2 separate regions of the Homo sapiens genome follow, and region 1 is linked to region 2. A link is a contact called in ENCODE Hi-C or POLR2A ChIA-PET data. All regions are on one chromosome and are shown on one strand. The core of a region is the stretch at or near the end of the contact, and the rest is flanking DNA. Distances in the headings are between cores, read along the strand shown. Region 1 has its middle 72 kb from the start of RNF38. Region 2 holds the start of GLIPR2 (GLI pathogenesis related 2).

Region 1 (4,696 bases), core at 1,864-4,363, 330 kb before region 2:
CCATTCTCCTGCCTTAGCCTCCCGAGTAGCTGGGACTACAGGCGCCCGCCACCACGCCCGGCTAATTTTTTGTATTTGTAGTAGAGATGGGGTTTCACCGTGTTAGCCAGGATGGTCTCAATCTCCTGACCTCGTGATCCGCCCGCCTTGGCCTCCCAAAGTGCTGGGATTAGAGGTGTGAGCCACCGCGCCCGGTCTGTGCTAGGGTTTTAAAAATTGAGGGTTTTTTTTTTTTTTTTTCCCGAGATGGAGTCTTGCTCTATTGCCCAGGCTGGAGTGCAGTGGCATGATCTCAGCTCGCTGCAACGTCCGCCTCCCAGGTTCAAGCAATTCTCTGCCTCAGCCTCCTGAGTAGCTGGGATTACAGGTGCCTGCCACCACGCCCGGCTAATTTTTTTGTATTTTTAGTAGAGACGGGGTTTCACCATCTTGGCCAGGCTGGTCTTGAACTCCTGACCTTGTGATCCACCTGCCTCAGCCTCCCAAAGTGCTGGGATTATAGGTGTGAGCCACCGCGCCTGGACAAAAATTGAGTTTTTAAATCATTCATTACTTGGTCACATCAGGAGTAGGAGTACCTGCATCAGAGTGGTACATCAGAGTGGTACACTTATTTATTTATTTATTTAATATCTTTTTTGAGACGGAGTTTCGCTCTTGTTGCCCGAGCTGGTGTGCAGTGGTGCAATCTTGGCTCACTGCAACCTCCACCTCTCAGGTTCAAGCAATTCTCCTGCCTCAGCCTCCCAAGTAGCTGGGATTACAGGTGCGCACCACCATGCCTGGCTAATTTTTTGTATTTTAGTAGAAACGAGATTTTACCATGTTAGCCAGGCTGGTCTTGAACTCCTGACCTCAGGTGATCCGCCTGCCTTGGCCTCCCAAAGTGTTGGGATTATAGGCATGAGCTGCCACGCCCAGCTATTTATTTTTACAAATGGGGTCTCACTATGTTGTCCAGGCTGGACTTGAACTCCTGGGTTCAAGTGATCCTCCTGCCTCAGCCTCCTGAGTAGCTGGAACTATAGGCACCCCCAACTGTGCCCAGCACTGGATTCTCTTTATTTTTTTATTTATTGTGTTTATTTATTTTTTGGAGATGGAGTTTCGCGCTTGTCACCCAGGCTGGAGTGCAATGGCGTGATCTTGGCTCACTGCAGCTTCCGCCTCCTGGGTTCAAGTGATTCTCCTGCCTCAGCCTCCCGAGTAGCTGGGATTAAAGGCATGTGCCACTACGCCTGGCTAATTTTTGTATTATTAGTAGAGACAGAGTTTTAGCATCTTGGCCAGGCTGGTCCTGAACTCCTGACCTCAGGTGATCCACCCACCTCCTGACCTCAGGTGATCCACCCACCTCGGTCTCTCAGAGTGCTGGGATTACAGATATGAGCCACCGTACCCAGCCCTGGATTCTCTATAAATCAGGCATATTTAAGTTACTTCTTAGAAAAGATCCCATGCTCTGTGATTCTCAACATTAGATCTTAACTGAGTGCTTGTTTGGGCACTTAAACAGATGAAGAAAAACTTCTTGGCTGGGCTTGGTAGTTCAGTATCTCATCTGTATTGTGGGCTTAATAGGTATTGGTGGGCCATCCTGGGAACGTACCATTTAGAAAATGATCTATGGCAAAATGGGCTTCTAAGGTCAAAGCCAGATTATATGAACTTTTGGAATAAGGCCTGTTTTTTCTTTGAGTGCTGCTAACTGCTGGCCAGGGATGTCCAATCTTTTGTCTTCTCTGGGCCATGTTGAAAGAATTGTCTTGGACCACACATGAAATACACTTGAAGAAATTTATGAATTTGTGTTGGGCTGCATTGAAAGCCATCCTGGGCTATGGGTTAGAGAAGCTTGGTTTATGGATACCTAGGAAGGAAAAATGAATTCTCTGCCTTTCATAATTACTAAACTGTGGAATTCATAGGAGGAAGACATTGATTCTATACAGGCAGGATAAAAGCTGATTAATCCAGATAATTGAAGAGTTTCTACACACTCACTGTTCTTAGTTTTTAAAATAACCTTAGGTTTAGACCATATCTAGAGATTGATATGTTTGGTGGCTCTTAAGACATTGTTGACTGTCTTTGCTAATGGCAGGAATGTAAGTCAAGAACTCTTGTAATCGAATTATCTAATATTTTTATTAAAACTGCATATATAGTTGAAAACAAATTGTTATTTTAAAATTGTTTTTTTAAAATTGATATTTTAAAGCTTCAAGTAAAAGCTACCATTATTTGCTAAAAAAAAGAAACATTCCTCTTCCCCAAACAAATCCAAGAAGCAAAGCAAGAAGTGAAAAGATTTGACTTTTTAAAGTGAATTTGTAAATTGGATGCGGTGGCTCACCTGTAATCCCAGCTACTTGGGAGGCTGAGGTGGGAGGATGACTTGAGGCCAGATGTTTGAGACCATCCCAGGCAACATAGCAAGACTCCATTTCTAAAAAGAAGTAAAGTAAATTTATGTGCAACTCATAAATTCTGTGTTGAGATAAAAACTGAAGTTACAATTTGACTCTGGAATGTTTAGTTAGTACTATACATCTTTTGAGTCTAATTGACAGGGTGAGTTTTGTTTTGTTATTTTGAGATAAGAGTCACTATTTTGCCCAGGCTGGCCTGGAACTCCTGGGCTCAGGCGATCACTTCAGTCTCTGGAGTAGCTGGGATTACCGCTTCAGAAGTGATTTTGACAAGTTATTCTGGAACTGTGTTGGAGAAGTTTAAAAAAGGTTGGGGTGGGAGTCGAAATCAAACTAGTTTTACCATACCAGGATCTTTTTGTAGCACATTTGAGATGTAAACATGTTTCCTTTTGAAATTTGGTAGAATAGTTATATTATTTTTCCCAATGCTATGTGATTAAAAACACAAGGCTCAAATTTATTTTTAAGGCTTGATTAAAACCTCTTGTTTCTATGGAAGAAAAGTTATTAAATTGAAAGGGGGCTTTAGAAATTTTAATTCCAAGATTGCTTTAAGAAGAGAGAGGCAAGTCAAATTGGATATGGGCCTCACAGAATTGACCTTGCTACTTCCTGGGTCTGGGAAACTGAGGGGGCTATGTTGCATTGGGGCGGGGCGGAAGCCTGGTAGGAGCTAGAAGTGAAACTGGAAGTGCCTTAAAAAAGCACATCGTTGTGTTAGGCTGAGTCAAGCTGGAATGAGCAGTGAGACAGTACAATTCTTAGGCATAAATATGTACGTAGTTCACCTGTAGATTTGCTGGAAGAGCCGACATGTTTGCAGTACCACAGACCAGAGAAGTCTCAGTGGAGGAAAATGAGAGAGAAGCAAAGGGAGAGATGGAGTTAGGGGCCTTCGGGTTCAGATTTTGAAATAAAATCTATGAGTCTTTGAGGGAGGCAGCAGGAAGTTAAAGGTGGAATACTGGAAATAGTTTTCCTTCCTCCATGCTGTATGGAGATGGGGGCTGCTGCATGGAAGTGGGGGCTAGATGTTGGTGAAGGTGTCCTTGTTCGAGCAGAGAAGGTAAGGTATATCCCCTTGGTTGGTTTGTTTTAAGGTGACAGATTCCTGCTACAATATTAGCAATACAAACAAAGGTTAGACAATCTTGTTAATTTTATTATGCCTGGGGTTAAAATTGAAATTCCCTTATTTTAAAAGAAAAATAGCTTATAACATAACAGTGACATCTAAGCGGAATAAATTTCCATGGCAGTTTAATGGTAGTTGTGTGCTTTCTGTCACACACACAACATACTCTTGTCTAACTAGGGCATGCAGTGCTGTTTTTCCCACAGGATTGGTAAGTGATAGATTCATATTCAAAGAGAGAAAAACCACTGCTCTTTCAGTGGGCCTCCCCTACTTCCCATTCCCAGAAACCACTCAGACACTGTGTGGATGGGTGCGAAGCATTATGGATTGGGGCTTATGGTTTGTGGCCCTGAGGTAGACCAGGGGGATCTTGTTAAAATGCCGATTTCTGGCAAGGCATCAGGTGATGGTGAAGAAAGTTTTGAGTACCAGGAGGTAGAGTAGTGGTTCTTAGACTTTAAAAGCTGGACACCCCCACCAGTGCTTTTGATTCACCTCACTGGGTGGGGCCTGCAGATTTCATTTTAAACAGGTTCCTAGGTGATGCTAATGCACATGAAGGGCAGGGTGTGTTCTGAGAGCCACTGTGGTGGAGTAGAAACAACCGAGGAGAATCAAGCCCATCCATCTCATCCTGGCTTCTTGAGCATTATTTCCTTTTTCTTTGTTTTTGTTTTGAGACAGGGTTTCACTCTGTCACTCAGGCTAGAGTGCAGTGGCATGATCCTGGCTCACTGCAGTCTCGATCTCCCCAGGCTCCAGTGACCCTCCCTCCACAGCCTCCCAAGTAGCTGGGACTACAGGTGGGTGCCACTACTCCCGGCTAATTTTTTGTATTTTGTAGTAGAGACGGGTTTTCGCCATGTTGGCCAGGCTGGTCTCAAACTCCTGGGCTCAAGTGATCCACCTGCCTTGGCCTCCCAAAGTGCTGAGATTACAGGTGTGAGCCACCGCACCAGGCTTTGAACATTATATATATTTTTTATTTTTTATTGAGATGGAGTTTTGCTCTTGTTGCCCAGGCTGGAGTGCAATGGCGCCATCTTGGCTCACCACAACCTCCACCTCCCGGGTTCAAGCAATTCTCCTGCCTCAGCCTCCCGAGTAGCTGGGATTGCAGGCA
Region 2 (4,912 bases), core at 2,116-4,615:
TCAAATTCACTGGCTTGCTTACCTGTCAGTGTGTGAGCTTGGGCAAGGTACTCAACCTCTGTAAATCTATAGAATGAGTTGATAATAACTGCCTGGCAGTGCTGTCACTAATATGGTAACATAGAAAATACTGAGCTCTTTGCCTGGCATGCAGTTGAAGATTAATCATTGGTGTCACCAGTATTAGGGACAGGAGGCTTCCACTGAGCCCAAGGTCATTGCCTTTCTCTTCCCCACCACACTTGCTGCACACCAAGTCCCAGCAGAGAAACCACAGCTGGGAGCAGGATCTGGGAGTCTTCGATCACTAGGCCAAGCGTCTTCTGGAATTTCAACTGTGCCAGCTGTGTGATGATTTTACAATAACGCCTGTTATGCCAAGCAGCTCTGGGGTGTATCTGAGGTTAAAGATGAAAAAGAGACTGGCTCCTGTGCAGTGAGGAGGAAACTGAGGCCCAGAAGGGGCAGGGACAGATTCCTTATGATGGTCTTTACAGAAGCACACAGAGCCCCTGTGAGTGCCACCTGCCCTATAGACACAGACAGCAGCCCTGGGCTGACGGCCTGGAACTTCAAGGTTGAGCTTGAGTTGAAGGACCACTGGGCACGGGGTCACCCAGAAAAGTCATTTTCTTTTAGGGACCCTAGGAGAGCCAGATATTAATACTATTCTGGGGGCTCTCGGTTTTCCGGTTGGGGTGGGGGAGTTAAATTAAATGCACGTGACTATGAGGGAGAAAGGCCTGGGTCAGAATTCTGCAAGGTCCCTGGGTGTGTGTGTGTGTGTTAGGGGTGGAGGTGGCCTCTGACTCAACCAGTTCTAACCTGCTTTCTGCCACTGGCCCCCTCCTCTCCTGAGTGAGAAGTAATCTTCCTCTGAAACCTGCCCAACCCTGCATCTCCAGGCATGGAAGCCATCATCCCATCGTGCAGGCCTCTGACCCTTCCCTCTGCTTCACAATAAGTTGTCACCAAGTCTGCCCAAGGCCACCATCTCACAAATCCATCCCATCCTCCTCTCCAGCCTCCACCCTGCCCTGGATGCCTCTGTCATCTCCTGTTTGTGACTGCGGCAGTCTCCCCTATCCTCCCTCCACCTTCTCTCCATCCATCCGATCTACCCTACACCCTGGCAACGCTCTAGTTACGCTGCTTTCAGATCAGTGCCTTTCCATGGCACCCCAGGTTCCATAAGATGAAGTCTAAATTCCCAAGACCCTCTGGGATTTGACCATCTCCTCCAGGAACCCTCGTCGGCTCCCACGCGGAGCAGTCTCCTCACCTTGAGCTCCCACCACCCTTCACCAGCACCTGTCTTGTGGTTTGGATCATTTTCCACCTCTTACTCGAGCCAGATAGTGCCTGTCTATCCCCTACATAGCTTTATGTATTCCTTTCACAATCCAAGTGGATGCACGCCCCGGCACTGGGTCCACAGCTTGATACAGAGCTGCTAGACAGTGCAAGGGAGGGAAGGAGGAAGGGGCGAACAGACAGAAGAATGGGCACACAGCTGAATATGAGCAGTTCTGGAAAACCGTGCCTTACATAAGATGCCAGAAACAACTGATTAAGGTGTAGCCTAGGCTGGGCGCACCTGTAATCCTAGCACTTTGGGAGGCTGAGGCAGGCAGATCATGAGGTCAGGAGTTCAAGACCAGCCTGACCAACACGGTGAAACCCTGTCTCTACTAAAAATACAAAAGTTAGCTGGGCGTGGTGGCGCACACCTGTAATCCCAGCTACTCAGGAGGCTGAGGCAGGAGAATGACTTGAACCTGGGAGGCGGAGGTTGCAGTGAGCCGAGATCGCACCACTGCACTCCAGCCTGGGCAACAGAAGGAGACCACGTCTCAGAAAGAAAGAAAAAAAAAAAGTAGCCTAAGGGAATTTGTGGATTTTCTCCACAAATTTCTACAGAGAAAGGAGTTGATTTCCCAAGCAGATATCTCGAAAGACTCGCTCTCATCTGCCATACTTTTGCTCCATCACCATCTGTCATCCTGTTAACTAAATGGCAACCCATTATATCACCTTTCCATACTGTGAAGAACCCCAGGGCTCATACGGCCACCCTCATTGTACAGACAGGGAGGAACAGAGGGAAGGAGGCTTGCTCAGTATCACACAGCCAGTGATTGGCTGGGCCAGGGCTGAAAGCCAGACCTGCCTCTACAGCCTAGGAAGGCTGGTTAGGACCAAGGCCAGGGAAAGCCACTTGCGCCCAGCGCTGGCATCTCCTGAGTCCAGATCTTGGAGGACAGATCCTAGAAGGGACCTAGCCTTACTCATCTGAAGTGGACAATCCGGATGAAGCAGGACTTCTGAATCCTGTTCAACAGCTGTTCTCTAAGAGCCTCCTGTGAGGCAGAAGCAATGCTGAGATAAACACGGCCCCTGGCAGCCAGGGGTGAGGACCCGGTGGGAAACAGGTCTATGGCTGAACTCTTGTCCCCGGCCCACTACAGGAAGGGCTGCAGCGAGGAAAACACCAGGTTGGGCGCTCCCTCCCGGGGGGAATCACAGATGGGCTCCAGCCCAGGAGCTGAGCCTAGAGGGATGGGATTTTCAGGCTGAGAGTTGGGGTGGTGAAGGCCCGGCAAGGAAACCTAGGGGAAGGGACCTGTGCACCAGCTTCTGGACAGCTCTAGTGTAGGGCGGAGGTAAGGGCTAGGGACCCACTCCCAGGGGCCCGAAGGCAGGACTGGAGTGTGTCCTTTCACTCTGAGGACAATGGTGAGGAAGGTGTTAGGGAGCGACAGGAGGAGAGCTGCGCTGCAGAAAGTTCATCCCGACAGCCACAGTAGAGAGGATGGGGTGCCCCAGGAGAAAGGGAGCCAGACCGAGCCTAGCACAGGGGGAGCCCGGCACGGCGCGGGCGCTCAGGAGAGAAGGAACAACAAATGGATGAGGGGGATGCTCAGGGCTGTCCTCGGGACAGCCGAGCGGGGCAAACTGCTTCGCAGCGAGAGCTGTTGTCACACTTTGGTGACTTTTCCAACTCTAAGTCTGGCCTCCTGAAACAAAGCAGAAGCCACGCCTTGGCGGGCCGCGGCGCGCAGCCCCTCAGGGTCGGGAAGCCCAACTTGGCGCGATCCCCGGCTCTCCGGCGGGGGCCTCCCTCGGGCTCGCCTTCCCCCCGGGTTCCCCGGAAACCGCGCCGGGGCGCTCCGCCCGCGCGCCCTCCACCCGCACCCCGGGCTCCCGCACTCCCCAGGACCTGGCTTGCGGCGGACGAGGGAGACGGCGAGGTCCGGGAGCGCGGGGTTCCGAACCATTCCGCAGCGGGCGAGCCCGCGGGCTCACCTGACTTGCCCATGGCCGGCTCCGCGCGCTCCTCGCTCCCCGCGGCTGCGCTGCACTGCGCTCGCCCGGCCCAGCGCCGCCCCAGAGCCCAGGACCGGGCTGATGCCGCGGCCCCTCCTCCGGCGCCGCCCGGCCCCCGCCTTATAAGGAGCGACAGCTGAGGGCGGAGGCGCCCGGGGCCACCCCGTGGGCCTCCCGGAGAGCTCACCCCTGGGAAGCAGCTCCGCGACTGCCGAGGGCTCCCCGGATGCGGCCGCGGGGCTCAAGCCTCCCGGACCCCACACCGAGCTGTCCCTTCCCGGGGCGCGTGGGGAAGCCCGCGCCTGCTGGGCCCCGGGTGGCTGCTCTGCGCCGACGCGCGGCGAGGACAGAGGGGCGCGCGGTCGCGGCACGAGGGGCGTTCCGGCCGGCGCCACCAGGGGACGGCCTCTCCCTGCCGCGGCCTGACACGACACACGCAGCCCCGGGGTGTGCCCCCATCTCCGGTGACTCTGGGCTCCGGAGGGCGGCTGGTCCGGGGAGGGGGATGCTCCTCTCCTAGGACACGCCCTCTAATGCCAGTCGGGGTGGAAGCGCCGCCGCCTCTGACCCGTCCACTCGCCCCTCATTGCCTCCCAGACCAAGCCAATTCCCACCCCTGCAGTCTGGCCCCAGACCTGTCTCCCCAACGCCCCACCTTTTCCCCATACTCCAGTCAAACTAGATGTCTTGTCATTCCCCAAACATGTTCTGGGATTTCCCACCTCCCTGCCTTTCCTCAGGCGGTCCCTCCTCCGGGAGTGCTGGCCCTGGAGCCACCATTCCAGTGCTGCCCATCCCTCGGGGTCGGCCGGTCTTTCCAACTGCCAGGTGCCCTGACCCTGGGAGCAGCACACACCAGGTACTGGGGAGATGTGGTCCCACCCATGGCCCCTGCCCCGTGGGAGAAGTGCACTTACTTGACCGCACAGCCCTAGTCACCTGTGCCAGACTTCCCGCAAGCGCTCCTTTCTGGGGAAGGGGCTCAGTACACCCCAAATGAAGGAAGCGAATTTTAAGGCTTTTCAATGAATGGGCACTGAAGTGAGCTGACCCACTGATGATAAGGCTAGAATTTGTAATACCAACGGCTTACGAATGTCCCGCAGGGCGATGGCTGGGCACTGTGCTCTCTATTCCTTTCCCCATGTCAGGCAAATACACCTACTGTATTTTAGTACCGTCATGAGTAATGACATTTCAGTCAATGCCAGACCACATATACTGTGGTAGTCCCAAGAGATTATGATACCATATTTTTACTATGTTTCTATGTTTACATCTGTTTATATATGCAAATTTTTACCATTGTGTTACAGTCACCTAAAGTATTCAGTATGGGTCAAATTGGTGCCCAACCCTGATTCAAAAGGGACTCCTGGGGCTGGGTGCGGTGGCTCACGCCTGTAATCCCAGCACTTCAGGAGGCGGAGGTGGGAGGATTCTTGAGCCCAGGAGTTCAAGACCAGCCTGAGGCAATATAGTGAGACCCCCCCTCCCATCTCTATAAACAAACAAAAGGGACTCCTGGTGCTAGGTGGGGATCTAACCCCCTCTATTCAATTCCCTCTCCCATTTTGTCAACAAA

What was found. A loop is a pair of places that touch in the nucleus more often than their neighbours do. ChIA-PET counts read pairs that join two places held with the same protein, here RNA polymerase II (POLR2A). Pooled maps may share reads with other maps.
Region 1: a pooled map shows a loop between it and region 2 (3-fold over the local background). The contact joins the enhancer-like site here to the promoter of GLIPR2 in region 2. A Hi-C loop is called at or near these places in 1 of 168 maps with a recorded cell type or tissue (naive thymus-derived CD4-positive, alpha-beta T cell) and 9 of 50 pooled maps. POLR2A ChIA-PET finds 5 or more read pairs at or near these places in 3 of 52 experiments (AG04449, H1 and activated naive CD8-positive, alpha-beta T cell).

The regions. Positions count from the first base shown.
Region 1 is chr9:36,469,533-36,474,228 of GRCh38, reverse strand. It overlaps a transcript of RNF38 not described here. Among named protein-coding and RNA genes, the nearest start is that of RNF38, 72 kb to the right of the region's middle. Within about 2 kb of position 3,113, at least 30 of the 41 ENCODE cell types and tissues checked have a DNase peak (open chromatin) inside an H3K27ac peak, as active enhancers do.
Region 2 is chr9:36,135,186-36,140,097 of GRCh38, reverse strand. It overlaps GLIPR2 (GLI pathogenesis related 2), which reads right to left and starts at 3,365. Exons shown (of 5, transcript NM_022343.4): 1 at 3,307-3,365. The coding sequence starts at 3,319. RefSeq lists silencers at 3,064-3,113, 3,144-3,713.